Regions from separate parts of the Mus musculus genome. Here regions 2, 3, 4 and 5 are each linked to region 1. Evidence: chromatin loops called from intact Hi-C (ENCODE). Cell type or tissue: left cerebral cortex. All regions are shown on one strand. Region 1 has its middle 4.7 kb from the start of Gm34503. Region 2 overlaps Eif3h (eukaryotic translation initiation factor 3, subunit H). Region 3 overlaps Eif3h (eukaryotic translation initiation factor 3, subunit H). Region 4 overlaps Gm19303 (predicted gene, 19303). Region 5 has its middle 75 kb from the start of Gm19303.

Region 1 (5,000 bases):
TGTCATGACCAGACATTGTGGCCAAAGGAATTTGTGAAAGAAAGCATTGAGTCTGTGGATCAGAACTCCAGCATTCACTCATGACCATTATGGTGGGAGCATGGCAGCAGGCATGTCACTAAGACATCCTTATCCACAAGGAGGCAGAGAGGGCTTACTGGAAATGGTGAGAGCTTCTGAAACTGCAAGCCCACCCCCTACCAGTGATGTCACCTCCAACAAGGCCACACCTCCTAATCCTTGACAGTTCTAACTGACAACCAAGCGTTCAAATAGCCTATGGTGTTGGGGGGAGGACAGTCTCATTCAAAGCAGGACAGCCCTGTAATGGAAGCCCTCACTTTTCCTCCCTGTTCCCTACAGCGAGCCTCGAGCCTCGGTGTTTCTCTTTCCTGCCCTCTCTTGTAATCCCATCTCACATCTCCACTTCACCGGAAGAAGGCATCAAAGTTCACACCTCCTCCTCTTACTAAATCAACAAGTACAATGGAAAGAGCAGCCTCCCCTATGCTATGTGTTGGGGGTGTCCTGAGAGTGAGATATCAAATGTAGATGGATTTAGGAAAGGGGTTTCTCAAGCTAAAGAGAGGGTGGGACCTCAGGGAATCCATGTAGAAACCCTGCAGAAGGCACAGGTCTGGAAGCAGGAATAACGGAATAAATTGTTTGAAAATTACCTCTTTCCTGAGGATCCCCCTACTCACAACCTATGACTCAAAAGCAACTATTTCCTCAAGCCCTTCCACAAAATGGAAGTAATAAAAAATAGTGTTAAATAATTGCAGCAATAATAAAGACCAACCATTCCTAGTGTGGAATGAGCAGTTTGAATATTCCTAAAAACAACACAGCTCATTATAAACTATTGGGCAAGAAATCCCTGAGGCAACCAGAAGACCAAAAAACTATGAGGCCCCCAGGTTCATGCCTCAGCTCCTCACAGCAGACCCAGATTCGATGTTGAAACATGGAAGAGCATCTTGCATTAGAGTAAAACAAGACAAGAAGAGAACCTGCCTTTGCCTGCCATGTCTATGACTCCTCCCTCTGACCACACAGGCTTCCATTACAATTTAACCCCTGTTTCTCAGCTGTGCCAGCTGACATCTTGGAGTTGCTTTCTTAATATCTGAGAAAATGTTGCTTTGGGAGAAAGTGTTACGAAGTAGCTACTCAATCTCACCTGCATCTACTTTTGTGTCACACAGAAAACTGGCCTAGCATGGCAAGAGTTTTAACATTGTCTTTCTAGTGCCCCAAGAGCCTACTTGGAAGCAGGAACCATTCTCAGAATCCTGTAGTATCAAGTCCCACCCACATCAATTGCTTTTGAATTGGTTGCACATGCTGTAACTTCTCAATTAATATATCTCGAGATTCATTGAATGCTTTTTAGCAATTTCCTTATCTATAAAAATAACACATGCCCAGAACCATAGAAGTAGAATAATTAAATGAGTTCACAAACCTTATATGCTTAGACCTTTTCCATTAAGAATCAGATAAAAAAAATATCTTAGGCACAGCTATACAGATCATTTCTGTCTCAGCTGCTTCACCTCCATTACAGTTGAGCGAAGTCAACCACAGATGAAGGAAGGTAACCAATAAAACTTTATTTATAAAACCAGACAGTGAGTTGGATCCAGCCACCTGCAGTAGTGAAAAGACCTCTGGCTCAAACAACAAGAGTTCAATAGATTTATTATAGTTTTTATCACAATCAGCACTGGCAGGTCAGGTTCACCTATTGCTTATGCTGCCTAATAGCATCATTAATTAAACTCTTAAGTACCTAACCTTGTCCATTCATCACTGGCCACTGAGGAGGAAAGAGAACATGGCAGGCTCTTTGCCTTGCTTATACATGCATATCATCTAGTGGTGGAGAGGTGCAATTGCAAGATTTTTCCCCCAGAGTGTCTTGGTCATGTTCAAGCACACTCTCACCAGAAGATAGCTCTCTCAGGCCATCCTCATGGAACAGCGATGCCCACACCATAGACACTGGTCACAGCCCCATGGTTTCAGACATTCTTCCAACAAGCCCTTGTATTGTGCTTAGAAAACAGGGTTTTTGTGTAGATGACCCTAAGTGTTCAGCGAGGAGGGAAAATGAACCTGATTATGAAAATATTTGTTAGTCAAGTAATTGTGTGCTCAACAATATGAACATTAGATGAAAATATAATTAACATTTGTTATCTTGAAGTTAGTTCTCAGCAGAACACAAAGATATTTCTCAGCATGAAATATGGAGGAGTCCTTATCCAAGATCTTAACTTTCTCTCTACAGTCTTGGTCTGTGGTCTGTGCAGGCTGCTAGTCACCTTCTGCACCTGGTTCTGATCTGTGTTCCATGATGACATATGTTACCATTACCACAACCTCATATTAAGGACAATAGTACAAATGGTTGAGAACTGGTCTCTCTGATATTGTGTAGATGTGAATAGTGAATCAAATCTTCATAAACATTCTAGACCTGGCTTTTTTTTTCTCTCTCTCTCTTATTGTGTTCAGAGATTCTGTCATTCTTTGTATTTTTGAGAAAATTTTCTCCGCCTTGTTTCTGAGACTCATGGATTTCTTTGTTTTCTCAGCTATATCCTTATAGAACCACCATTACCACCACAGCCCTTGCCTTCCACGGCTCCTGGATGGCCTGAGACCCACATCTCTATTTTCTGGCGAACTCATTTCCTGGGCATTTGGGTCCCTCCCTCCTTCCCTCTACTATGACTTAGAAGGGCTCCCCAGTGCTGCCCTTGAGGAAGTTTTCCACCCTATGTTTGGAAAAAGTCCCTATTTTATATTTCCCAACTGTTGAAGTTGATGGGAAAGTCTGGTCACAATACTCTTTGGATTAGCTTTGAGATTCTGGGCCCCTTGCCCTTCCCAGCAATTTATGTGCCTCGTCAGGTTTTCCACAGTCATCAGATAGATAGCACACTTCCTCTTTGCATCTATCTGCCTCTGGGCTCACCCCCTAAGTTTTAGGATGTTCTTGGAATCATGTGTGAAGACAATGCTGGGCGATAAATCAATGGATGCAGCACTTGAAAGCTCAGAATTCTGTCCTTGACTGTAATAGGATGTAGTGGGACAAGGAAGTCAACACTAAAGTCCACCTCAGTCAATGTAATCTGTCCATCTAGATCTAAAGTTGTTCTGAAAAGAGACCACCTGGGTTTCAGTTATAGTCCTGCATCACTTAACAAGAATATGTTCTGAGAAAGGAATCATTAGGAGACTTTGGAGGTTGGTTGGTTGGTTGGTTGGTTGGTTGGTTGGTTGTTTGGTTGGTTGGTTGGTTAGTTAGTTGATTAGTTAGTTGATTAGATTGCTTGCTTGCTAGTTTATTGAGAGAAAAATCTCCTGTATTCCATGATAGCCTGAAACTATATTCATAGATGAGGATGAATTTAAACATTAGGTCCTCCTGTGTCCATGTGCCCTGTGCTGAGATTATAAGTATATGCCACCACATCAAGTTTATGCAACAGTGGGAAGCTGAATTCAGGGCTCTGTGCCCATTAATCAAGTGTTCTACAGACTAAGCTAAGGCTTCCCTCATGCCAGGAGTTTCGTTTTGTGGGACCATCTATCACAGAGTACACTTGTACAAACATAGCTTGCCAGCCCATCAGTTGATGGTATGATGGTGTGAAACAGTCACCACACTGGTGGCAGTACAGCCTATTCATGCCACTTCCAGGAAAAGATATTAAAATAATTTACCCAGCACCCAGCAAGCTTCCAGCCTTCTTTAGCAGAAAACAAAGGCTCTGAGTTTCTGTTTTGGAGGAGCAAACACACTTCTCTTTTCTTTTTGGCATCAATATCTCTTCCAGGTACATCAATTCAGGGTTTTCAGTGGTGGAGCCTGCTTGGACTCCAGCTACCACTATCTTCCTTTTCATTACCCAACACCCCAGGGGCTTGCACCTCAGATGTGCCTGAATGTAGCACCGTGGTGCTGTCTGTATGAGAAAGGGCCTGGAATCCTTTTGAATGCTCAGTAGGTTTCTTCCCATTTCAGAATTTCTGCTTCCAAGTTCTACAAGAAAGAGATATTTTTGAATTTTTATTTGTGGCATATATCCTGCTTATGCCAGCAGATGCGTCAAAGATACCACAACTAAAATAGGATTTTTATAGGAAAACAGAATGTAGGGCCTGAATTAATTGCTGACATCATATGTACTCCCTCAGACTAGCTATTCCGAAACAACTCTGCCCCCTTCCCACATATTTTACCCCCTACCCATTCGTTGTTATTATTAAGGACACATGTATAGAAATAGGATCTTGCCTTAGTGAACTCTTTCCATGCCAGCTGCTCATTCCTCCAACGGATTTTACAATTGTCCCTTTCCACATCACAGTCAGTCATTGTACAAACGAGAATGTCCTCCAAGAACAGATTGTGACTTTAGGTGGAGAAAGAGCAGCCATCAGAAGCAGATGAACTCTCAGTGAGCCAAGATTGGGACTGTGCCACAAATGTCCTCAGGAAGACATGGGGGAAGAAATACAAATGAAGAAAAATCAAAACAATAGATTAAAGCAGAGGTGAGACTATGCTGAAGAATATTGAGAAACAGGTTTTTAAGAGATATCAGTTATTTCGTAGGTTGTATATGACCACAAATCTTAAAAGTTTGTAGCCTCGGCCACAATTCTGAATTCCCCTACTTAGGCTGAATTTAAGCCACAATTCTGAATTTCCCTACATAAGACCTAGGCTCCAAAATAGGTGCCACTATTTGCTGCCACTGCTCTTAAATAGTTCTGTATTATTTCTCTTTTTAAAGTAGTTTTTATCTTTTGAGGATATAATTACATCATTTCCAACTTTCCCTGTCCTCCTTCCAATCTCTCCCATATATGCCCTACCCCCTTTTTCTCTCACAAACTCATGACTTCTTTTCCTACAATTTCTTACATTAAACTCAGCACTTGAATGCTTTCCATCTGCTATAAGGTATTTTGGGTCT
Region 2 (5,000 bases), 230 kb after region 1:
GCTCGGGGAGACAACCTGGCAATTCCTTAGTTCCGTGTACTTAATTAACATGTACCCCAGCCCTTTTATCCCAGAAATATACTCTAGAGAAATGAAAGCATTATATCCATACAATCTTAACCTAACAGGCATTATAACGGCATTGTTGATAACAACTAAAATCATCAAACAAGTGATGAACAAACAGATTGCATGACATAAAGAAACTTTGCAGTTATAATATGGCGTCTGAGTTCTTTTGAGAAGCTGTCATAGGACAAACCTTGAAAATGTTATGCTGAGGGGCTGGAGAGATGGCTCAGTGGTTAAGAGCACTGACTGCTCTTCCAAAGGTCCTGAGTTCAAATCCCAGCAACCACATGGTGGCTCACAACCATCTGTAATGAGATCTGACGCCCTCTTCTGGAGTGTCTGAAGACAGCTACAGTGTACTTACATGTAATAAATAAATAAATCTTAAAAAAGAAAAGAAAATGTTATGCTGAATCAAAGAAGCAAGACATACTAGGACCAATGCTACATGAGCACCCACACATGAAATAAAAGCAAATTCACAGCAAGAGAAATCAGCCTTTGAAGACCAGGTCATTCTCTGGGATGGACCGCCATTCACTCTGTTTCCTAATGCTCTATGGCCTGGAGTAAACAGAAAGGGCTGACCTAAACAGAACTCTGATGAACCACCAACAGCTCTCACAGGATTGCCAGGGTCTGTTACTGATACATGCCACACGAAAGAGTGCACAGAAACAGTTGGTGCAGTTTAAGGAAAACTACTCTCCCTTTATCCCTTCAACCCTTTACCCCTTCCTTCATCTCTCTCAATTTTTTAATCCAATACCACCCAACACACTCAGAAATAAACCCAGAAATCCCGTGAAGATGGAATGTTCTAGGCTAGGGTGCATTCTGAAAAGGCTGTCCTGCAGGAATTAAGCCTAAGAAAGGGATAGCTGGTTTTATCAATCCTTAATATTGCTCTGATCCTAAATGCCATTTCTGGGTTTGAATTACGGTGGACTCTAATGAGCTATTTTTCTTAAGTCTCAGTAGATTAAAAAAAAAGTGTATATAATCAGACACAGCAAATATTCAATTTTTGTAACCATTTTAAGTAGAACAGAGGCAGTAGAAACAGGGAGGAAATAACTTAAGAATGTTACATTATGTAAACAAATAAGTCCACTTCTCTGCACACAGAGAAAAGCCTGATAAGCAAATGAATGAGTCCCAAATCTCAGCTAACCCCCAAAGTCCCATGCAAATGATTGACTGTCCTGCCACCCCAGATCTGAGCAGCATCTCCATCCTACTGATATCTTACAGGGCGGGGGATCCCTAAGGAGAGCAAGCAGTAGCACTCAGAAAAAGAATGGCTTTCCTCGTCTCCCATAAACCACAATCATTTGTAGACTGTGTCCACCGGTTAGCACAGAGACCCCGCAGTTATCAGCGACAGAATCATATAAAGTGCCACCTGTCAGCTTATATTCCCTCCCCGCAAGCTTTCAACCGAGTGAGTGTGTGGGGATGGAGGCTTCCTGACCAACGCTAAGGACACTCTAAAAGCCGCCAAATGTAAGAAGTGTCTGTCCTTTTGGTCTTTTAGCATAGACTCATCCTTTCCCCTCACATGCTATACTCTCAGTAATCAGAACTGTCTAAAAGACAGAGGAAAATCCTCCAAAGGCAATGTCCTACCTGAAAGAGAGGACAGAAGACATCTTCAGTTTCTACTCTGATGTTTAAGGTTTGACAGATTCGACACAATGCCCTTGCACATTAGTCCACTCTGAGCAGGGAGGTCTGGTGCGAACACTAATATAAAGTCTCTTTGTTCATGCCATATGGCAAATAAGAGCCTACTTCCTATAGCGGCCTCAGAAGTCCTTTCTAGCACTACATCCCCTTACCTGCTGAGGCAAAGTACAGAACAGACAATGGTCTAAGCAAACACATGTAATAACCCTCCTCTCTGTCTGTATAAAATACTAAATGGAAAGCCCAGAAACCATTCACATTTTAATTTGCATGCCTTTCTGTGCAGGAACCATCCCACTGTGTGGAACAACTACCATCAGACCCAAACGCAGCTCTCACTACAGCTTAGAGAGTATTTTTTCTGAGTAACCATGGCCCAGAAATACTGAATCATCATGTTGCAGAGTGACTGTCACAGATCTGTCCACTGATATGGCTGCCCTACTTCACTACCGGTTACACCATGTTGCAGCGTGACTGTCACATATCTGCCCACTGACATGGCTGCCCTACTTCACTACCGGTTACTGTGCATTTCCTTGCCGTGCTTAAGCATAACATTTTAGTTACAGAATAACAGGTTATATGTCAGCACTGTTTCCAAACACAGTGGTAGGGATGGAGAGGCAGATGGACTACAGCAGAGCAGACAGGGCTATAGTGGGTTTCAGAGACTGTGATAACATTCTTTACTTTGGAGTTTGCAGAAATCAATGGCATTAGGTTAAATGCTCAATGTAAGCACCAAATACTCTGAAGAGAAATAAAGACAGCCCAAGGTAACTCTGGCTCTGACTCTGCAACACTGCAAGTCTACGATCATGTCCCAATGGGTGAATCAGCCTTGCAGACTCTTAAAATAGATGTGTTTTATTTTTTGTGGGAGCTTCAGCCTTTTCAGTTACCACTGAAACATTACCTAACAGTACTGGTAACAGTACATAGCGAGAGATGCCCTCCCTCACTGTTGCTCGCTGTTCACCTCTTACTATGCCTAGTCCATGACAGGCGCAGACATTAAGACAAGTATACATCGTCAATATTATGCATGGGTTCAGATGGTTATAAGGGTACTGGCACGTGTCCTCCTCAGATAAAGGAGTATCCTATGTATCACAGGCAAACTACCTAAATTCAGCAAAAGCCTTACACAGCTCTAGTAGCATGGAGTAAATGAAATCAGGAGAAAAGAGCCATTCACCTACATATTATAAAACTTCCCCAAGAATCCTTGGGATGATAAGATTACTAACTACACATACTTTCACAACCTTGATCATGTCAAAGTAAAAGCAACAATATGGCAAGGACCAATTAAATATTATAATACAAAGAAAGGACCACCTACCCTACTACGTTACAAAAAAAAGGAAATGCTGTTTTATAGTCTAACCTAACTAGAGCTTAGCACACGTGGAGAGTATTTTGGCAGAGTAAGTGACTGAGACTTAATTAAAACTGAAGTCTGTAGAACAATTAAGGAGAAATCAGGAAATGTAAAATCTGTCCTTTGAAAAAGAAAACCTATTTCTCATCGCCTCATTATATTTACATCTCATATTATGACACTTATAAAACATTTATTTAAAAGACTATGTTCATATAATTACATCTAATGAATTCATTCCTAAACTAAAATACCACTGTCGAGGGAAAAAACCAAATAACAGTGTCACTGGTTCAGACACTTAAACAGAATCAAAAGGCTACTGCAAAGCTAATCTTCAGCTACATTACCAGCTCACTGTACACAGGGAAATGTACACATAGACCCTCAGCCTGGGCTACACCCAATTCCCTAGCTTTCCTTAGCCAATTACAATTCTCTAAGTACCTAGAGACTGAAGCAGTCAAGAGCCAATCCTTTTCTTCTAAGACAGTTTGATTCTGCCAACTCCAGGAGGTAAATGTGCACGAACCAGCACACAGCTGAAGGTTTACACTTTCTTCACCACCATCCTATAAAACCATGGAGCACACTGGGACGATCTGACTGTAAATCCAAATCGGCACAAATAACTGTAACTGCCTGTGCTCTGCAGCAGGTGGATTTTAATTCTTGGTTGGCAGCACAGTTTGTATCTCAGTTGTGAGATACAAGGAGAACATCAGGCCTTCAACTGGTCTTTATAACCTATGGGGTAGTATTTTCTTCATAAAGCTCAAATTCTTCAATCTAGCATAAAACTTAACTATGTAGCAATAAAATATTTCCTATGTACCTCTTTCTGCTTAGTAATAAAATGGAGATGATCTATATGTCTAAGTAACTTTGTAGAGAAGATTTCCCCAACACTTGAATCTTGTGTTTCAAATACTTCAGTATTTCAAATACAGAGGGCTTGTGCTTAGAAAGCACACAATTAAGCAGCAATGATGTCTCATGAAAACTAAGGTATTAGGACTTAGTGTGACATTGATGGAGTAATATCTAAGGAAATCAAAATACTAAATTATTTGGACTACAAAGTAACCAAAAACCACAATGCTTAATTTGAACAAAACTGTATTTTAAATCCTTATAAAGTTTTTCTGTGTAGCCCTGGCTGTCCTAGAGCTCACTCTGTAGACCAGGCTGGCCTCGAACTCAAAAATCCACCTGCCTCTGCCTCCTAAGTGCTGGTCTTAAAGGCGTGCACCATCACTGCCTGGCTCCTTAATCATTTTTTATGTTAGAAAGTTTGGTTATTTGCCTCTTCATGACTTGAGTACAGGGTTAGCATTATCTTCCCTCAGACTAGAGGGTTCCATTTTTGGCAGTTTTCCCCCCTAGAAACGAAGTTTTGAACACTTTCAAACGACACCACACACAATGATGATGAGCAGAAAAGCCAATACTGCATTGAAAGTAGACACTGAATGCTTAGTGGAGCAGCCTATGAGGCTACTTCACTAATCCTCATCTGAACACAAGAATAAATCTTCACTGTCGCAACTCGGCTGTCACATAAACAGAAATTTATAGATATGTCTTTAACATAGAATGTTCCATCTTTTAAAACCTCTTCCCAGGCTGGAGAGATGGCTCAGCAGTTAAGAGCACTGACTGCTCTTCCAGAGGTCATGAGTTCAAATCCCAGCAACCACATGGTGGCTCACAACCATCCATAATGAGATCTGATGCCCTCTTCTGGTGTGCCTGAAGACAGCTACAGTGTACTTATGTATAATAAATAAATCAATCTTTAAAAAAAAAATAAAATAAAAACAGGAGTCTAAAACCGCTCCCCAAGACTAAG
Region 3 (5,000 bases), 240 kb after region 1:
ACTTATCACTGAACCAGTATATTATATGAAATATTTTAAAAGGGGCTAATGAACAAAAACTTAACTCTGGACACTGGAGTTACTTGGTAGCAAACCTCTAGTCCACCTTCTCTGCTCTCCCAACTCCTCCTGTCCACCTACGGTTACTAACTATTTCTTTCAAGCTCTCCTTTCCTTCTGGTGGCCCTCCCCAAGCCACAAAATGCTAGATACCGACTGACTACTGCATTTTCAAGCATCCCAGAAGCTGGCTCTACTTACTATTTTTTCAGCCCATTTCCAAGGTAAATAAATCTCTGCTTTCCCTGACAGATCTTCTCATTCTATGCTTGTATCGAATATATGTCCCTAATCTATGCCTCCATCTTTTGTTCAAGTTCATCTTTCCTGATTCAACAAGTTGTACATGACAAGTTAAAATAGGACCCTACTTTCAAGACAAGAATCATAGCTCTTGGTAAGCAACCTTTCCAATACTCAAGTCTTTTGCTTAATTTTACTTTTTCCTCTTTTTTTTCTGATTAGGGAAAATAAAAAATAATACTGAATGTCAAGTCCACATATTCCTTTTACTACCAAGGGCAAATCAAAGGGGACTTAAATTCTTATATGCTTTTAACAAGGCTTAAGTTACACAGGGAAATGGAAACACTGAAGTAAAATTATAGCAGTTATAACAGGGTACTCAAATATCAAAACAATGATAATTAGTGGGAATGTGAATAAATGTACAAAGCATATCACATATAAATGTTAAACACTGCTGAATGACCATCGTTACTACTAAGCTAATAATAGTATCTTAAATTATTAACCCTTCCCGTTCCTTTCTTCACTACTGAAAATAAATGTTTTTTCAAGCTAAGGCATTTGCTGTAACACATAACAAACAACCATTAAATAGCAGTGAAAGACTACTTCTATGATAAAGAAAATCAGTGGAAGGAAACGCTGATGGTCCTGATGAGTAAAAATTTCATTTACTGGCATTAAGCTAACTGAAGTTTAAAGATTTCAGGTTCAAAGGCAAGACAATTTATCAAGCAAGTTAACTTCTGTGATTAGTATAATTCAGTCATTATGGCTGAAGCAGTTAAAAATAATTCCATACGTTCTTGAAGATGTTCATCAAACCACTTAGCAGTTGGGAGGGAAAGCTGAGAACCTCAGTGCCGTCTCGAAACATGAAATATGTTTCAAATGTGTATATTTATATCAAACAATAATTAATTGAATTATTCCAGTCATCCTTATAGCATTCCCTACCATATGAAGTGTAATTATGGTCTAGGCAAAAGCTATGGAGAAGTCAGATGGACCTGGTATCCGGTGGCTTTCAAGTCTCTATGCAATGGTTTTCTTGTTCTAAGATTATTCTAGCTGTTGAACTTGCACCTCCTCCAAATTTTGGCTTGGCCAGAATCTTTCTTTTAAAGAAAAAGAAAAGAAAATCTCTTTGCAATGAAAGAAATTGTGATCTAAATCATGATGACAAGAAACCTTAGCAATTTAAATAGACAAGCCTTGAAATAATATTGTGATCAAAGTATCAAGCAGCCTAATAAAACCCAGGTGCCTTCGCCTTATCATATGTGGTCCTTATTACCACGCTGCACTATTTAACCTACTTCCTGGGGTCAACAACCACTTTCTGTTATTAATTCCTTCCCATTAATGATCTGCTGAAATTACCATGTTTTCTGATAAGACAACTCTTTTTTCAAAAAGAAAATAAAAAAAGTAAAAAGTCAAAGTAAAAAGAAAGAGTGGGTTTTATTTTGAATGTTTCAGAACTGGAGCCATGATTGGCAAGCCTCAGAAACCACAGTGGCTTTGTACTATTAGCATCCATTCAAGGCTCTGCTACGTCCTAGGGAGGCAACCAGATGACCATGGTTAGTAGAGTAGAGTAAGGGCTCACACATTTTATGATAACAAGCAGCAGCGACATGAAAAGCATAAGCACACAAACCTGCTTTACAGCCCTAAGATTCAAATGAGAACGTCGCCCCGACAAAAGTGTATTATTGCTCCAAATACTTCATCCTTCAAAGGTCCCCGGCGGTACAACTTGAAAGGTCGGAGGCAATGTTCCCAGCTATAGGTACTGCTGCCTTTTAAAATGGGAACTAAATGTCTTAGGGAATTTAGGGAGCATAATTTGGTTCCAGAAAGATTTCACGACGGTGATGTTGAAGTGCCAATAGTTATTACATCCACCTCAACATTTGATTCAAGGACTTAGAGCAGCACTGGATTTTAAAAAGGAGGAAATTATTTTAATTTATCTGCCTTCTTTCACCAGCTCAACCCCACCCCCTGAAACATTGGTAAAAACAAACCATTCGGAAGACTTGGCACTAGACTAGGGTGAAGGACTGGCTGAAAACAGTGCAGTAATGCGCCCTTGTGTACCTTCTCCTCTGGGCGTGAAGGTTTTCCACGTGGCTCTGCTCTGTCCCAACCACGGGTTCCAGGCCATCCAAAGGGAAGGTGAGAGTTGGGCATGTTACAGGCCTCCATTTTACACACAGCTACCTACACTAGTCACAAAGACAGTTGCCACAGCTCAGTGTGCCACGAGTGGCACCCAGTGTTCACACAGCCTCCTTACAGCAGAGGGATCCGTTTCTTTTCTTTCATTCTGTTTGCCCAGATGGCAGAGGCAGCAGATTGGAAGCATTGCACAACATATCACTTAACCATACTGTGTACTCAGTAAAGAAGGAAATTCACATGACAGGCTTTATCAGTACTGTCTGTTTAAGTCATCTGCAAAGCAATGGATTCGAGAAAGCCTGTGCCATCAGTCAGGCACCGACTTCTTCCGTTAAATAAAACCATCTATTCGAGCTATTTGCAGATGCAGTCAGTGGCATTTAATAAGAACTTGTTCTACTCGGCTTAATCTATACTTCAGTTAGTTTCTCCATTCTGGGTAGCAATACTAGAGGCTGTGTTGACTTCCAGAGACTGTGCTCAGAATGCCTGAGCTGACTTGATTCAACCACCACTACTTTATGGTTCATGTAAAGCTTAGAGCTGCTCTGGATCTTTAACGAGTATGGTACACACACACACATAAACTTACATTTTCTGAAATCTAGGTTAAATTCAACAACCACAGACTTCAGCTATGGCAATGCTTTAAGTGAATACTGTAAGCTGATTTCAGGTCTGCACCACTCACTGACAGCGTCTCTGACAAACTAGCAGGATCAGTCCAGTTCTCTTCAACTGGATCTCCGTGCACAGGCATGTTAGCTGGAGCTCCCATCTCTAGATGCGCCACTAATTTAACCTTGTGCTTCTTTCCTCAATTCCCTACTTACCATATGATCCATATCACAAATGTGCAAACTAGCAGGGGAAACCAGAACCACAGAGAAGCTCAGTCTAGACCTCCTTTTCCATGTCTCTCAATGGAAATGTATAGTTCCCAAGTGAGAACTATTAAGTCTGCCTGTACAGTTCCCATAATTAGCTACTAGTGTTTTTTCTAGTCAACGCCCTGTAGGAGACAATCTGAAAAGAAACACATGGGTGACTCTGAAGAAAGAGCAGTCTGGCTTGCCGCTCACACCCAGAATCTGTGAAGCAATAGGAAGCACCTAGACACACTAAGGTCTGAGTATGCCGTGTCCTCTCCTTACCATCCCTTTCCTTACTGAAGCACCAGAGGAAAATCAAGGCATCGCCTCACTGTTCTTCACCTAATCCTTCACACTGTTCTAGTACCAAATTTCTACTGTTTTGAAGGTAGAACTGAGCTCGAGTTGAGTTGATAGAAATATGATAAATCAAAATAAAACATTTTAAGGAGAAATAATTCACAATACGAGGAACTTTAGTAATACACTTTAAAACTATGTAAATATAGGTGGTGGTCCATCTCCTGTCTGCAGCCCTCGCGCCGAGGAAGGAGGCAGGAGGAGAATGAGTTTGAGAAGACCCTTAGCTACAGTAAGGTTTCTAGGCAGCCTTGGCTACACGAGGCCCTGTCTCAAACAACAAACACCAAAACAACTCACTAAGCACATTTAAAGCACCGGGAGTTGCTATCAAATGAGGTGAAAAGAATAAAATACACTACTACTAATATACTACTAATACAATGCAAGAATGATCCGTTTGTAAAATTTCAAGAATAAATTATTTTGTTATATAGTAATTTTAAATCACAGAATTAATATTTATTTGTCATCCTACTTTGGATGAATGGATGAGAGACAGACAGACAGACAGACAGACAGACAGACAGACAAAATGAATCTAGCATCTTCACTTATCAGTTTTCACTTTGTCCTCTAACATCATATAACACCTAACAACTAACATCATCTCTTAGGCTTCCGTGCTTCAAGCCAAATGTGCTGCTCAAAACAGCCAAGTTCCATAAGGAGCAGACCCGTGCAGTCCTCCCCTTCCCCAACAGAACCCATAGTAAGATTCAGTAAGGATGGCTGGCAGAGGCCCAGCTGCAGCTACTGCTGTCATCCTTGCAGCCTGCTCAGGCTAACGGCAGGTCAGAAATCTCTAGAGTTCCAACTAGCTCTGCAGTCAGACTCCTACTTGCTGGCTCTAAACTTACCTGCTATAAAACACGTCTGTACAGCATCACCACCTATCTAGTTCTGTCAAATAGAAATAATGTGGACGTATCTCTGCAAAGACTGCTGAAATGAACATTCAATCCTCTCCTTATTCAAGCAGAGGCTGCCTACATGTTAAACGATGTCTAACAGTTAGATGTTAGAAAAAACAAGGGTAAATAAATGCACACAAGAGCATGGCCAGGAAGTGATTCAGGGTATATAAATCTATACTATATTAGGTCAAAATAAACACTGCTTTTGTGTTTCACTACATCAGAAAGCAGATAAAGGGTACCAACGAAGCTTGCTGGTCTCTACAAAGGTACTAAGTAAGACTCAGGTGAGAAAACAGTGAAGGTATGGAAAGCTCCCTGGGAGCAATCTCAAGCAGAAAGGTTAATTCAC
Region 4 (5,000 bases), 210 kb before region 1:
GAAGAAGCACTTGTAAAGGATATGTGATTAGAGACTGCATACATGTTCTCTGTAGAGAAAACCCAACTGTGAAGTTCTAAACAGAATAATAAAATCATATTTCTCCTCAGCATCCTAACCCTATATTTGTCAGAAAAAAAATTGTTTTCAAAATATGTCAACCGTGATCATAAGGGAAAGTTTGCAAATTGTTTGCTTCTAAATCCAATGAAGCAAGTATTTTTAGTAGGGCTCTGTAGACCAGGCTGACCTTGATCTCAGAGATCCCCATACCTCTGTCTCTCCAGTACTGGTATTGAAGTCATGGACCAACACAGCTCAAATTCACCACGTTTTCCAAGTGTTATAAGAGAATCTATTAACATTAAAACTCTTATCAAGGTTTATAGTTTAATAAACATTTCAAATCATAGCTTTCTTTAACCAAAAATTGCATTTTTGGGAAACCCAATGATATATGAATTTTATCTTTTGGGTCTTTCCTAGTCTCTTAATTCCTGGGTACATCATGAACCTCTGGTAGGTGTGTATAAAGAGAGAGGGTACCCACCTTAAAAAAAACTTTGTCCTTTTTTCTAAACTCAACATTGCCATGAAATACTCTCTGTATTTTCAGAGCTTCGCTTTAGGGAAGAAAATAGGTTGTCCGAAGCCACCCACCAGATATTTCAAACCTGGTCAATTGCTCTTTATCTCACCTCATCATCTTTACCAACTTACTAAGTGGTTTTCTAAGTGACTCCATTTCTCTTGCTTTAATCTCTCTCCTTTACCCCAAAGAAAATGTTCTTCTGGTTGCCTGATTTCTGGTGGTCCCAGCTACAGAAGGTGCTCTGCCTGATCTTAGAAGGAGAATTCAAAACTCTTCCAGTGCACACCTACTGAAAAAACACATCCTTCATATGAGACCAATCCTGAGAAAGTTTCCAATGTCTTTTTATACCCATACTTTGAAAAAATTATATGATGAGTTAGGTGTGTATGATATTGTGGTTTCCAGCCATACCTTGACGTGACTCCCTAATGTTTGAAATAATTTCCAAGAGCATAGTTTCATTTACTTTAATCACTGAATAATTCATTCACATACCAAATCACCCAGGAAACAAATAGTACTATTGGTTAGTTGGTTTTCTGAGACAAGGTTTCATGCTGTGGCCTAGGATGGTTCAGTACCACTACTCTCTTGTTACTTTTCTTTTCTCTAAACCATTCTCCATGCTCTGTTATAAGTTCTTGGGTCTTTTTTACTAATTCCTACCATGATAGATAGATAGATAGGTAGATAGATAGATAGATAGATAGATAGATAGATAGATAGATAGATAGATAGATAGATAGATAGCTTATGTAATGTCATTTGTATGCATATTTTTAGGGCTCAGTCTGTGGTATAGGATAACCAATTTACAGGCTTTTTCCTGAGGAAGACAGTTTCTCAGCTTCTCAGCATTTTCCTGTTGCCTTTACTCTGTGTCTTGGCTTGCAGCTTTTGTTCATCCTTGCTAGCATATTTATTGCTGTTATCCTTATTCAGCCCATGTTTAGGCAATCATGTGGGCAAGAATTTATGGGTATACCTTCCGACATTACTAGGAGATACTATATAGCTAAGCCTTTATACAAGTTTCCATTCCTTCCAAGTCCCTAAAATGTATGTGTATTTATACAATGAGAGCTAACTGTCTGTGTAGTTTTGTCTTTGATACTGAGTTATAACCAACTTATTCCATTGAACAAAAAAACATAGACAGACTTATACAGGGACCACGTCAAGGTAGTGGAAACATTGACAGACCACCATACCTGTGCAAATTGGTTAAAGTGGCAGACTACTTCCCATTCTCCATTCCATGCCTCTTTCATACACCGCCTCTTCCTTGGATTTCAGCCCAGTTATTAGTCTCTGACATCATCTTTTTCATTCCCTTTCTTCATTGTTATTCCTTTACCTGTCATATGTTCCAGAATTTGTGTTTTTAAGAGTAGAGAGTTTATTTGTCTCTGTTTATTTTAGAATTCCTTAACACCTAGTCGGAAGCCAGTAATATTTGCTAGATGGAGGGAGGGATACATGGGTCGATAGACCTTGTTCATTATCCTACGCCACCCATTCTTTTTTAAATTACTAAAGTGTTTGATTTAACCTAAGTAATCCTAAAATTAAATAAAAAAATTCCACAAGTTTATTGTCAGTTCAAAGTAAAATAAATCTATCGTATGCAATTATATCTTATCTCTAAAGACGAGTCAAATAAGAATCTGGAAAAATAATAACCAGCCTGATTGAGTTGAATAAATACCAAAATGCACCATTTATGTGAGAATCCTGCTTTCATCTTTATCAGTTGTCCCCTGGATGAAATTATTTTAGGCATCAGGGCTTTGTGAATGTGCCTAGCTGACCCAATAGTTACATAAGTTTGCTCCCTAAATCTTTACATAAAAGATGACTATTTCTAAACTCCATCTGCACATGCTTCAAATGCTATTATATGGATGATCCACAATTATCTCTGAAAAGAAAGAACAAATATTGTAGACTTCTTCACCCCATGGAAGACAGGCTAGATGCAGTCTCTGTAATCTTGAAGAGCGAGTACCTTTTCCAGAATAATCACCAAGGACAGACTTTGATCACCAAGCACCTGTTCATTTCTTTTCTCCATAGTCTCCATCAAGTCAGCCACAAAGCCCATTAGGAATGCAGTTTTGAGTTTGTCTGGATGAAGTGGTTAGTAATTAGTTCCTTTTACATTTGGCAATTGTGTTAACACAACTCAGTAGGTGTCTTGTTAATTTGTTCATTACTAGGTGGATGAAAATGTGCATCTCTTCTGTGAATACCAATTATTCCTAAATGAGGTAATTTTACCAAGACAGTGAAATTTCTTCATTCTTCCCTGGTTTAAGAATATTACTGCCAAGAGTGAACAGTTCCAAACAAAGAAAGCCGTGGGAGGTGGAGAATGGTCCCCTTCCATGGATAGTGATGGGAGGCAACTGAATTATTTTTTGCAATCTTAAAAGGAAGACCATTTCAGAGTGCGTAGGACTTTAGAAAGAAAAGACTGGGCACTTTTGGTGTAGTTATTTCTGCTTCTTATTCAGGTAGCCCTGACTCTATGAATTGTCTTTACAGGATTAAAGATTAAGGAGACATGTAACAAATGGGATCTAAGAAGAAAGGACAGTAATCACACCTTCATCTTCACAATTTGGTCATAGTCCGTGGCATGACACGTTAGTAGACTCAGACTCTCAACATCTTCTAAGAAGAGCTGCCAAGTCACATTCGTATCTTCTGGTCTGTTTTTCTCCCATCTCAATCAAATAGCTACATTAATTTTCAGTTTTCACTTAGTTGAATTTTTGCAGGATTAGCATTGCTATGGGTTAAGGATGGATTAGGGACGTCTCTGAAGAAACGCAGAACAGAATCCATTTGTATTTTTATAAAAATGGAGAGTATTTTTCTCAAATTTGCATCTTTCAATATATCCATAACACGTGTGCAGGCTTCCATTTCTTCCTAGATAAACCATGTTTATACATATTTCTCTGTGTTCATACACATATTCTCTGAACAAAAATGCCAGGGAAAATTGATTTCTACCCTTCAGGCAGCGGACTTGATTCTCAATACAAAATGAAAGGGCTCTAGCTGTCCATTCTGGGGACAGCAGATCCTGAGAGACCCTTTCTCCTACTTTCTTCTTTTTCACAACTACAGAAAAAAAAAATGTTAACTAACCTACTGACAAGCTTTCATGACTACTTTTATGGCCAGTAGAGAAGCAAAGAAAATATAATTGCCTTCATCCCTGGTAACACAGAGAACAGGTTAACCCACTGACAAGCTTTCGTGACTATCTGCAACGCTCTGGAGGAGTAAGGGAGATATGATTGCCTCCATCCCCAGTAGAAGACATGAGTCATGAAATCCCTGAGATGCCTGCTGTGAGTCTTTCTCCCCCTCAGCTACTCCAAATGAGCTTTCACTCTGCTGCCTATGACAGTCTCTGCTCCCTCCACCATGGATAACACTCAATTTCTTTCCAGAGGAGTTAGAGTTTTTTCTTAACTTGGTATTTTATTATGTCTCACATCAAAGAATCACTCTACAGAAATCTCATGTCCTAACTGGCAGATCATTTGTGTGAGCTAGTTTCACTCAATTGAAAATATAGAAGAGAACATGGACGGTATATTATATTCCACATAGATGGTGGTGAGATTAACAGTAGGTTTACTATATAGAAATTTCACAATAACCATTACTACTAATAAGTAGTGAACATTTTAAAAAGAAAACACTAATAAACAGTTGACAGTTCTCAGGTCATCAAGTGCTATCCCAGCTATCTTACTTATATTTTAGAATACCTAACCCCCATTTACAATAACCAGGAGAAATAACCAGGAGAAATTATCTAAAAATGAGGATTCTGAAACACAGAGACATTTGATATGTACAATATTCTATCTCTGTTAGACAACATTGCACTAAGGCCCTGCTTCTTTTAGTATCAATAACATTTGGAGATCAGGATTTGAGTCATATACCTCCCACTGTGTTTAGCAAGAAGTCTTTTTTTTCCAATGAGTGTAGTATCACATCAATCATAGGAATTCATATTTTAGCAGGATATCATGCATTCAGATCCTGTTTGTATAAAATTCCCTAACCCCTTGAAGGCTTCACTTCCTCTTCATTCAATGGATATAATCACAACACTCCCTCTAAAGGGTTGGGGGCCTCATGGTTAGCACAGGGTTTACTCTCTAGAAAAGATTCAGTAGCAACTAGTTCAATAGTAACCTGGAACATAAGAGTAGAAGAGCAGTAGCTATTTGCAGGAGAAATAAAATACTCTGTGCGTGAATTTTTAAAAGATGGGATTCTTTTGTTTCATTACTTCCTTCTCAGACCAAACTAGAAACAAAAGCCCACTCATCCATTCTAAGTGTTCACACAGCATGGCTGTCAGCTCATAAAT
Region 5 (5,000 bases), 130 kb before region 1:
CATGTACATGTAGCATATACTCACACAGATACACATAAAAATAAAATTTCTTTAAAATTATATAAAGTGGTGAACCATTGGGAAAAAAATACACAATATTAGTTCCCAGCTTCCATATGCACACATACACACAAGCATGCATGTGAGTGCACACACATGCGTGCACACACACCCATACTTACAAATATCTATATATAAAATCTCAGTCATAATTCAGAACAATTTGCAGCAAGAGTTATGTATTTCAAGTTCAAGAAAAAAAATGACACCAATACAAAATCATTGGGAGCTTTCTGGAATTTAATTATTTTGGATTTAGTTAGATTCTTTTGTATTTTTATAGTAAGTAACACAAAAATAATTCACTCCAAATAGTCCAAATTCAAAGACTCAATGAGAGAAGCAATTACTTGTCTGCTCAGTATAAGTTTGGACAAGAAATACTTGATTTGTAATGCTACTTATAGGAGCATATCTTCTTTATTACATCATTCACTTTGAACAAATTTATACAGAAATGAGACACTTGAAATATAAGGTCTTATTTATAGAAACAAACAAACAAAACAAAAAGTACTTTTTAAAAAAGGAATCATTATAGCTGTGGTCCTGTAGCTCTTCTGGTCTTCCTCTGGCTTCATCTCAGACAGACTCAGGTTGCATCCTGGGAGACCCTCAGAAGTAGTCCTAGTGGTTTGGCTTTACTTGTAGAAGAGGTGAGTTGAGCTGGGCAATGGTGGCACCTTTAATCCCAGCACTCGGGAGGCAGATGCAGGCGGATTTCTGAGTTCGAGGCCAGCCTGGTCTACAGAGTGAGTTCCAGGACAGCCAGGGCTACACAGAGAAACCCTGTCTCGAGAAACCAAAAACAGAAAAAAGAAAAGAAGAGGTGAGTTGAGGCTCTCCTGTGGAAACATGTGCTCTACTAAAGAAAATAAGATGTTTGGCACGGTATTGAAAGTATCACGCTCCTTAAAGAGAAAGTGGAGAGCAAAGGTCGGGATAAGAAATATAACTGAAGTCTGTGCCAGGTGCTAGCATCACTGAGAGACCCAGAAAGCAGAATCCCCAACAAACAAAAGAACAAGCAAGGATAAATTTGGCAAACCACAAGTTCTAGGAACCTACCAAATTAAGGGTTAAAAGGTGCTATCCTCGGAGACTATAGGCAGTCATCTTAGCTGTAAAAATGCAACAGAACATTTCCACAGAACCTCATTTTTTTTGCTCTCCAGTTTTCCTTTGGAAAACAATTGTGAATGATCGAAGCTTCAGCTTGAAGATCTGAAAACCTTCAATGCTCTTCTCACAGAACTAGATGTAAATGAGAGCTAGGGTCTTAGTAGATGATGCACCAGAAACTACTTTAAAACATCATCTTGAAACTAAAGACATTTATGAGATTTTCCTCACAAAGCAATACAAAGGACTATTCTCACTTAAATAACTGAGTTTTGCAGGCATAACTAAGAAGCTAAAAAGAACTTAAGAGAGTTATTGGACACTGGACAAATTTCAAAACACACTCGTCCAATAACACTCCTACGATAGATTCATCTCAAATACTCCGCCCTTTAAATCTACATAAAATAGTGAGTCCAAACTTTGACAGATTATCTGAGAAGTGTCCTGATGTCCTAGAAGTTTTTAGTGATCTTGCATCATTAGACATGTGACCTATTCATCCACTACACTTGAAAGTAAGGGTTCCAACCACCTGCTATGGAGTGTCTGAGTCTGTCAGAGATGTACATTCATCAAACATGCCTCTGACATGTTCCCTAAGCTAATCAGCCAAAGTGCACAGCTGCTTTCGAGAACCCACCCTTTTAATATGCTGACTCAGTAATAAGGAACAGGGAGCAGTACTGAGAAAAGTCCTTTATCCCTTGAAAACTTGGAAATAAACAAAATAGTGGAGTGAGTTCAGTAGACAGACTGGCAAATAGAGGTTTTCCTAATTTTCAGTCCTACACATATGAAAGGAATAAGCCTCATTATTTTATAATAGCAACACTTACTAGAAGATTCAACAGTATGTCTGGCATTATTGGAAGTGTCCTACTCTGTGGGTCTTGTCTGATTCAATCCTTAAAACCACCCTAAGGAAACAAGAGATTTGCATGTGACCACAGAGCAGAGGTAGCCTAACAAACCAGTTAAGCTGAGCTGTGTGACTTTAAAGGGTTCATTTTGCCTCTTAGCTAGAATTCATCCATCCCCAGGAAACTGTTCTACCCTCTCAAGACGATTAATCACACCGTTTTCCTCAAAAGTCCGTCATCCCCCATCTCCTCTTTTCTCCACCTACACAGCCACAACTCTGTTTAAAAGGGAGACCCAGGTTTTGAGGCATCTGAGGTTTGTGTATTTGAGGGAACAGACTTAAATAAAGTGTATAATAAACCTGGATTCATTACATTTCAAATATGTGTGTGTGTGTGTGTGTGTATGTGTGTGTGTGTGCGTGTGTGTGTGTGTGTGTGTGTGTACGCATGTGTATATATGTCTATATATGCATGTCTATATATATGTATGTGTATATATAGACAAATGCACATATTCATATATACACATCCACTTAAAGTGAGCAAGGAAATTACATAATTGAAAAATCTAGTGTTAGAAATTGAATCAGGGATCAAGGCTGAGAGGCAAGCACTCCATCACTTATCAGTGTTCCCCCTGAAAGGCAAGTGCTCCATAGCTGAGCTGCATCCCCAGCTCTCCCTAACCCCTGACTTCTTAAACTATTGAAATCACTGTATATGTATGAAAATGCAAAAGCATGTTATTTTTATTCACTGACATATTCATACACTTCTATAAATTTTTCTTTATGCTTTGGCCAAATGCCTTTTGATCACTTCTTCATAGGACAGCAGCTTTGTGAAGCCTTGGGTAAAGACAATGAGAATTCACTCTTCCTCGAGTAGGTTGAAGGCTGTAACTTATGACTTAAGTTGTTCTTTTCAGCTTTCTAGTTCAGCCTTGCAGCCATATGGTACTGTGAGACTTCTGTCAAGTTTGGGAAGGTCTATTTCTAGTTTCTTTTGTGGGGAAGGTATAATACTTCTTTTGGAACAGTTTAATTCCTTATCCTAAATATATTTCAAACCATCAAGACTCTCTGAGAAGTCTATTGCTGATGTTCTCATTGAAAATGGCACAATTTTTATGTTTCATCTCACCAATAGTAAAAAATTTACAGTTTCCTAATTTAGTCATATGGAGAACTTCATTTCATTTCTTAGATAATCAAATTGTCCGCGAACTATCGATTTACTTGTACACCAAAAGTCTCTTCTGCCTAATTAGTGAATGAGCATTAAATCATTCAGTTTTTGGTATTGGGATATTGTCTAATCTTATTGTTTATTTCTATCAATTTGTTGCCTATCTAATTAGTTTTTAACCTCTATTTCTTTGATTCTGCAACAAATATAAAAAATTATCAAATAATGATCTCTCATTTATATAATGGAACATTTGGAAGATGCATTTTCAGGTTATATTTAAAAGAGCATATGCTTGTCTCAACTGTGGCTTGTGAACATGTTAAAATAGCCCAGAGACACTTCAATATCACACCAATGGGTACTGTGGTAGAAGGAAGGCTGAAGAAATGGTCATCTATGTCCTTCTCAATGAAGCTGCCTGAGGAACTTCCTGGATATTATTTATGCTTTCCCAAACACTTCTACAAGCTGTTTTCATACAGTATCCTACAACACTTCTCAAAAAAAAAAAAAAGTTAGTTTATATCACACTCACCTGAAAACCTGTCTGTGGCTTCTCACTTTAAATGAACCAAAGGGCAAACTACTTCTTGCTGCATGTGATACTTGTCCTGTATTCCAGTTCACTGACTCATCTCATATCTTCCCTGTTGCCCTTCTGCTCTTCATGACTCATGTTCCCACAAATGGGTGTTTTGCCATCCTGATGAGAATTTACAACTTGTGAAACAACACATCTAGTCCAGCTCTGACGTTGCAGGATCGTCATGAGGATGCAGGTGAAGACAAGATGCACATTTTGACTCTTCCCAAAACCATTGTTGCAATAGTTCTTACTACTACAAACACCATTCTGAAAAAGCGGCTCCCTCAGAAGACTAGACCTATTGTGAATCACCATATTGTGCATATGGTACCCATGTATACATACAATATGTATAAACAAATGGCAAGGGTATTTAGCTATAGTAGCTTGCCTACATTACAGATATTTTATCAAATTACAGTCTGCATTTAGAAACCTAGCTTGTAATTAAAATACAACGTATGGCAGTATGTTGCTTAAACTAAAATAGCAATGAGAATCTCTACAGTTTTAGTCAATGATTTCTTACAATCCTCCGCAATCAGAAAGAGTCAATGTTTTCCAACAGTAACATCAAGCAGTAATGTTGCTGCTCTCCCTGGTTCAGAGATGAAAAGATGAAAATGAAAGAGTTGGTTCAGGTCATGTGTAATCAATACAACAGCCAAAAAGAAGAAAGGGGGAAAAAAAAGGAGTCTTGTCATTCTTGAGAGTATTTGTTCCCTCACCATACTGGATTTATTTCCTCTAGACAGCCACATCAAGCATTTTTTGGCCATATAAAACCCAACTCAGACAAATAGGGAAATTTGATGACGAGATTAATTTAAAGAATTGATCAAAAGGAAAAATGACAGATCACATAGCATGAGGTCATGGGTACTTACTTCCCTGTTATCTGTCCACAGGATATAATCAACATGGAGTTTGATAATGTCTACAATTTCTCTTCTTTCCTGTACCACATGACAGGACATTTGACAGACAGGCCATCTTTCAAATGCAGCCTCTACAGCATTAAACCTCTGGCACTTAGCTAACAATAATTCCTTCAATGATTCCCATCATATGATGCAAATTTAAGGGCCACCTAACTCGAAACCTCTCTTAAACAAATTATATGTGGAGATAAGATAAGCATACTGAGGTGGCCAATATTATTATTTTTCCATATT

What was found. Peaks named below come from ENCODE experiments on the same cell type or tissue, not always from the same donor. Only the 100,000 strongest peaks of a DNase experiment are listed, where the experiment ranks them.
Region 2: a loop joins it to region 1, with 2.3 times the contacts of the local background. A loop is called at or near these places in 2 of 42 quality-filtered maps.
Region 3: a loop joins it to region 1, with 2.5 times the contacts of the local background. A loop is called at or near these places in 2 of 42 quality-filtered maps.
Region 4: it touches region 1 in a loop (2.8-fold over the local background); 3 of 42 quality-filtered maps call a loop at or near these places.
Region 5: a loop joins it to region 1, with 3.0 times the contacts of the local background. A loop is called at or near these places in 2 of 42 quality-filtered maps.

The regions. Positions count from the first base shown.
Region 1 is chr15:51,593,973-51,598,972 of GRCm38, forward strand. No RefSeq gene overlaps it. Among named protein-coding and RNA genes, the nearest start is that of Gm34503, 4.7 kb to the left of the region's middle. In left cerebral cortex, a CTCF peak has its summit at 1,882; DNase peaks (open chromatin) are centred at 1,883, 4,118 and 4,357; H3K27ac peaks cover 569 bases.
Region 2 is chr15:51,821,100-51,826,099 of GRCm38, forward strand. The region is part of intron 2 of Eif3h (eukaryotic translation initiation factor 3, subunit H); the gene reads right to left. Among named protein-coding and RNA genes, the nearest start is that of Eif3h, 42 kb to the right of the region's middle. In left cerebral cortex, no CTCF peak of the experiment used is centred here; DNase peaks (open chromatin) are centred at 2,217 and 2,608; H3K27ac peaks cover 601 bases.
Region 3 is chr15:51,831,637-51,836,636 of GRCm38, forward strand. The region is part of intron 2 of Eif3h (eukaryotic translation initiation factor 3, subunit H); the gene reads right to left. Among named protein-coding and RNA genes, the nearest start is that of Eif3h, 31 kb to the right of the region's middle. In left cerebral cortex, a CTCF peak has its summit at 2,595; DNase peaks (open chromatin) are centred at 2,637, 3,524 and 4,500; H3K27ac peaks cover 436 bases.
Region 4 is chr15:51,387,608-51,392,607 of GRCm38, forward strand. All of the region lies in intron 1 of Gm19303 (predicted gene, 19303), which reads right to left. Among named protein-coding and RNA genes, the nearest start is that of Gm19303, 5.5 kb to the right of the region's middle. In left cerebral cortex, no CTCF peak of the experiment used is centred here; DNase peaks (open chromatin) are centred at 2,964 and 3,946.
Region 5 is chr15:51,468,350-51,473,349 of GRCm38, forward strand. No RefSeq gene overlaps it. Among named protein-coding and RNA genes, the nearest start is that of Gm19303, 75 kb to the left of the region's middle. In left cerebral cortex, no CTCF peak of the experiment used is centred here; DNase peaks (open chromatin) are centred at 2,252, 2,972, 3,626, 3,934 and 1 more place; H3K27ac peaks cover 220 bases.